2 separate regions of the Homo sapiens genome follow, and region 2 is linked to region 1. A link is a contact called in ENCODE Hi-C or POLR2A ChIA-PET data. All regions are on one chromosome and are shown on one strand. The core of a region is the stretch at or near the end of the contact, and the rest is flanking DNA. Distances in the headings are between cores, read along the strand shown. Region 1 holds the start of ARL6IP1 (ARL6 interacting reticulophagy regulator 1). Region 2 overlaps LOC124903657 (a long non-coding RNA gene).

Region 1 (2,772 bases), core at 30-2,529:
CATTTTACCAAGGAGGAAACAGATACAGAGGTTAACTGATCTGCATCCAAGAAATCCACGACCAAAGGCGTTGCTTTCCTTAGAGTTATATTGCTCTGCTGGAAGGAGAGTTGGGAAGCAGGAGCTCTAGCCCAGGATTTGTCATTTCAACAGGGCTTGAGCTACTTCTCTGTGCTTCAATTAATCCTCTTAAAAAGATCCACGCTGAGAACTAACTATGCTAGAAGGAGCGTGTGTTTAAAGGAACAAACCATGCATTTCTAAAAGCAAATATAAAATCACGCACAATCAAAACTGCCCTGAAGTCACGTCATTGGCCAGCGTCTGGGGTCTTGGAAGTTCAAAAGCCCCTAAGTAAATTCTTTGGTTCCGTTTTTCATTGCTGGTATGTGACCTACAGTCACCAGGGAAGGGCAACTGAGAATATGCAAGGATATTTCTCTTGTTTTTTGCCCACAAGGTGCGCTTAAATTCATAACAAATAAAAATGTGTCCGCCTATGATACCATCTCACTGCAGTTCCTTCGGATCCCTGCTTATTACTCTAAAGCTGTTTCCAGTAGTCCTGTGACCCCACCCCCGCCAGACTTCCAAATTCCAGACAAACGCCAAGACATCCCATTGTCTGTTCAGCTGGACCCCGCTCCCGGTTCCCCACGGTGAGCTCGCAGCCTCCCTGTCGTTTTAAGTTGTACCAGCTCTAAGATAAATTCTGGGCAGTAGCCCTTTGACCCTCCACCCTTGTCCAAGTTTTAGGGGGAAAAGAAGGCAGGCACATCCAGGTTAAGATCAAAGACGGGGAAAGCCGAATACGGCTGGGGCCTGAGCCGCGAAAGCGCTGGACAGGCCCCAGGAGGCCTTCTGCCCCCACCCGCACCCCAGGCTAGTGTCGCAGCCCCTCTGCCTCCCACTTCCTCCTCGACTCCTACTCGCGGTGATGAATCACGCGCCCTCCTCGCCCCGTCGCGCACCGTCCCCAGGAAAGGTAAGGGTTCGACACCCAGGAGTCACCCAAGAAGCCCGAGGGCCAGGCATCGTCGCCTGCCCAGGGAGAGAAGGGCCGGGCCCGCGGCGGGTGACAGGGACGAGGCCGCGGTGTTTGAGCCCACGGACGTCTGGAGGCCTCGCTCGGCTCCCGGGGGACAGGCAGCCAGGACTCACCAGCAGGTTGGTGCTGCGATTATCTCCCTCCGCCATCGTCTCGGGGATGCAGTCTCTACAAGCGCAGGCCACCTCCCCAACGAGTCCTCCAACCGAAACCCGCACACCAACCACAACCCGAGGGAACGCCCCGCAGGCTGCTTATATGGGTCGGCCGCCCTTCCCGACGGCCCCCGCGACGCTCGCTCCTCATTGGACAGACCGAGCTTACGCCTCAAGGAAGCCGGGCCAACCGAAGCTCAGCGCATGGCTTGAAATCGAGGTCAAAGGAGACAGAGGCAGCGCCGGGCCGAGGGGGAGGGGACACGGAGTGCCCAATCAGCGCCCAGGGACTGCGCGACGCCCCGCCCAGCGCTGTGGGAAGCGGTTCAACCGCCTCTGCAGGGGGCGCTGTCCCTCAGTGGTTCTCCGGCTCTTGCCGCTGCGGTGGCTTTGGGTCCCTCTTCGTCTGGCTTTCGCAGCCGAGGAGACTCTCTGGAAAATGGGCTACTCGAAGAGAGATGCTCCGTTGCCTCAGGCGGAGGGCGGGGACGCCGGGCCTGCGACACTTCATCTTTTCCTGGCCCCGAGGTGGCTGGGATCCGTTCCACCTTCGGCCCAGTTCCCCAGCCAGGCCCCTGAGCCGTTTAGCCCGGATTTGCGACCCGTGAGGTTTTGAGGACAAGTGAAAAGAGCTCTTTGTGTGGATTTTGCTGCAATGTTTCTCTCCTACCCAGTAGGAATGAGGCCTTAGCTTGCGCGGAAAAACCCAGGCCTGGTTTGAGAACGTGTGAAAATGCACCGCCTTCTAAGTGGCTTTATTATACGTGGATGTTTAAGTTACTTAAACTACAAGCTCCCTCTCCAAAAGGATTCTTTTTTTTTTTTTCTTTTTTTTTGAGACGGAGTCTCGCTATGTTGCCCAGCCTGGAGTGCAGTGGCGCGATCTTGCTCACTGCAAGCTCTGCCTCCCGGGTTCACGCCATTGTCCTGCCTCAGCCTTCCAAGTAGCTGGGACTACAGGCGTCCGCCAACACGCCTGGCTAATTTTTTGTATTTTTAGTAGAGACGTAGTTTCACCGTGTTAGGATGGTCTCGATCTCCTGACCTCGTGATCCGCCCGCCTCGGCCTCCCAAAGTGCTAGGATTACAGGCGTGAGCCACCGCGCCCGGCCAGAATTGTTTGTTTGTTTGTTTGAGACGAAGGAGTCTCGCGCTCCGTGGCCCCGGCTGAAGTGCAGTGGCGCGATCTCTGCTCACTGTAACCTCCATCTCCCGGGTTCAAGTGATCCTGGCGCGTCAGCCTCCCGAGTAGCTGGAATTACAGACGCCCGTCACTACGCCCGGCTAATTTTTGTATTTTAATAGAGACGGGGTTTCGCTATTTTGGCCAGGGTGGTCTGGACCTCCTGACCTCAAGATATCCGCCCGCCTTAGCCTGCCAAAGTGCTGGGATTACAGGCGTGAGCTACCGCGCCCGGCCAAAAGGATAGTTCTTGACACGACCTTTCTTCCATTAGAGGTCAAGCTAAGAAAATATGTAAACCCTCTCACAAGCAGTAGAATTCCTAGGCAGTTTAGGAACTGTGTTGAGGCACTTGTACATCTTTTCTATCCAGGATTTCAAATGCA
Region 2 (2,713 bases), core at 38-2,537, 330 kb after region 1:
TTCTTTCTCTTGAGGAGGCAGGAATTGAGGTTGTGGCAGACCCGTATGGATTTGCCAGGGTAACACCAGGATGCTGAAGAGAGTGCCTATCATAACCCCATTTTGGAAGACCCCATTGGGACCCTACTGAATAATGATTGAATGCTAACTATGTGCCAGGCCCTGTGCTGGCACAGGGGATAATAGAGTGGTTAGCAGAGCAAACACCATCTTATTGGCCTGCAGTTTACAGTCTGCTGGAAGAGGCAGCCACTTGCCAATAAGCACGCCAGTGAGCACTAAATAACTAACAGAGGGCCAGGCATAGTGGCTCATGCCTGTAATCCTACTTCTTTGGAGGCCAAGGTGGGTGGATCACTTGAGCCCAAGAGTTCAAGACCAGCCTGGACAACATGGCAAAACCCCATTCTATAAGGAACATAAAAATTAGCCGGGCATGGTGGCACACACCTGTAGTTGCAACTACTTGGGAGGCTGAGGGGGGAGAATTGCCCGACCCGGGGAGGTCGAGGCTGCAGTGAGCCGTGATCGTGCACTTCAGCCTGAGTGACAGAGTGGTGAGACCCTGTCTCAAAAAACAAACAAACAAAAAACGAAACTAACAGAGGTAAATGCTTTGAAGGAAAGAAACCAGTTTTTATGACACTGTGAGTCAAAGGGACCTAGTGCAGCATGGGGGAATTAGGGAAGGCTTCTCTGAAATCTTGAAGCTCAGCACACTAGCCCATGGGGGTCTGTTTCAGGGTGTCACCTTCGGGAGCACTTACAGAGTGAAGCTCTGTGACAAATGCTGGACACACACAGTTCTCCTTTGATCATTGCAATAGTCCTAGGAGGTAATACTATTATAATAGGAGCCCCAATGTACAGAGGTGGAAACTGAGGCTCAGAGGGACGAGATCATATGCCCCCAGGGCATTTAACAAGGAAGTGCAAACAGGGATTTGAACCCTCATCTGCTGACTCCAAAATTAACGCTCACTGCATTTCCTTGGCCCTTGCAAAGCCAGCCAAGGAAGTTAGTCATACAGGAAGTAGCCCCTCAGAAGTCCCACAGCAGGAGATCAAAATGAAACAAGCAAGCAGATGTTTACAAGCTGCCTGGAAAAGCCACCCACCACAAGAGCAGGGAATCATTCTCCCTCTACCCCAACCCCTCCTTCAAAGCTCCTAAAAAGCTTCCTTTTTCATTTTTACAGAGTCCCCTCTCCACCCCCTTTTCCCCCAGAGGACTGACTTCATCCTTTCAGCAGATGGGAAGGCGTGGGCTGCCGGCCCTACAGTAGCACAATCACCAATGATGACTTCCCTCCAATCTTAACCCAGATGAAAATGACAGAGACACACCAGCTCTTTCTTCTCTTGGCTTTTCCCGAAGCTTCCCTTTCCATTAGGCCACTGGGGGTTGGCGCCCGAAGCTTCCCTTTCTCACCAGAATAGAAGCAGGAAGTCTTGGGGTAGCTGCGTTGAAATGTTGGCTGGTACGAGCATGTTGTTTTGTTTTTATAGAAGGACTAAACAGATCCCCCACACAGACACAATACACATTCAGAGGCATGATTCCCATATAGATACACATGTGCACACATGCACGCATAGATATACATGCTTGTGAGTCACACACATTCACTCATAGCTAACACTTGTATAGCACTTACTGTGTTCCAGACAGTATCCTAGGTCAGGGCAAACTGTGGACCATGGACCAAATCCTGCCTGCAGCCTCTTCGTGTAAATAAATTTTATTGGAACACAGCGGCTCTGTGTTTAGAGAGAGTCAGGCCAAGGAACAAGTGACCCAGATAGGTCAGAAAGTGACTCTGGGAATCTAGAAGGGTGTGAGCCAGGCCTGGATTGGTTTTGCAAGAATGAAAATGGCTTTCTTGTTTGTTTGTTTGTTTATCATAGAAGTGATATATGCTCACTGTAAAAAGTTCAAGTATACAGAAATGTCTAGGAAAGAAGTAAAGATCTTTGGACACCCCTAGAAACTCAGGCCAAAGCTTCCCCACTTAGCAATCAGGAGTGGGAGAGAGGGGTTGCCCATCCACCCCTGCCTATCCCTTCAGGACAAAAACATCAATTCCCATGACCTCATCTGCCTGCCTTGAGACAGTGGGTGTTGGGGACAATGGCAGGATGTGGACTTCCAATGTAGCAATCTGACATCAGCCTTAGCCTGGAGCTGGGTAGTGCCCATGATCAAAGCCCCTGGAAGGGACCAGTTCAGCTTGTATCAGAGCCATCCTTGGGGTGACTAATAATAATGATTTTGATTGAACATTCACTACTACCAGACACCACTCAAAAGATGAAATTAACTCATTGAATCCTTGTGACCATCCTAGGAGTTAGGTACCCTAATGCTCTTCTTACAGAAGATGAAGCAGGCTCAGAGAGGTAAAGTAATTTCCCCAAGGTCACACAGCCAGGAAACAGCAGAGCCAGAACTGATGTCCCAGTGATCTTGTGCCAGAGCCATGTGCTCTTCCTCACAAGGCTGATGTGATGTTTGGAGGCTGGAGGCTGGAGTATTTAGAATCCTCAGTATACAATTGAGGAAATGAGGTTCTGAAAGGTTGAGTGACTTGCCTAAGGTCATACAGCCAACAAGCAGGAGCTCCAGGAAAGAAGTTCAGGGTCATGTGACTTCAGAGCTGGTTCTTAGTGCTGGGTTTCCCCAACTCCAGCCCTTGGGGAGTATCTTTGCCAC

The links. Hi-C counts contacts between places; a loop is a spot of excess contacts on that map. ChIA-PET counts read pairs that join two places held with the same protein, here RNA polymerase II (POLR2A). Pooled maps may share reads with other maps.
Region 2: a loop to region 1 is called in a map with no recorded cell type, with 5 times the contacts of the local background. The contact joins the enhancer-like site here to the promoter of ARL6IP1 in region 1. A Hi-C loop is called at or near these places in 1 of 37 single-sample maps with no recorded cell type and 3 of 50 pooled maps. POLR2A ChIA-PET finds 5 or more read pairs at or near these places in 6 of 52 experiments (A673, AG04450, HEK293T and 3 more).

The regions. Positions count from the first base shown.
Region 1 is chr16:18,800,270-18,803,041 of GRCh38, forward strand. It overlaps ARL6IP1 (ARL6 interacting reticulophagy regulator 1), which reads right to left and starts at 1,280. Exons shown (of 6, transcript NM_015161.3): 1 at 1,162-1,280. The coding sequence starts at 1,197. RefSeq lists enhancers at 784-903, 1,124-1,203, 1,584-1,823.
Region 2 is chr16:19,129,917-19,132,629 of GRCh38, forward strand. The region is part of intron 1 of LOC124903657 (a long non-coding RNA gene); the gene reads left to right. Among named protein-coding and RNA genes, the nearest start is that of ITPRIPL2, 17 kb to the left of the region's middle. RefSeq lists enhancers at 949-1,028, 951-1,245. Within about 2 kb of position 1,288, at least 24 of the 41 ENCODE cell types and tissues checked have a DNase peak (open chromatin) inside an H3K27ac peak, as active enhancers do; they include A673, where a contact is called at or near this core.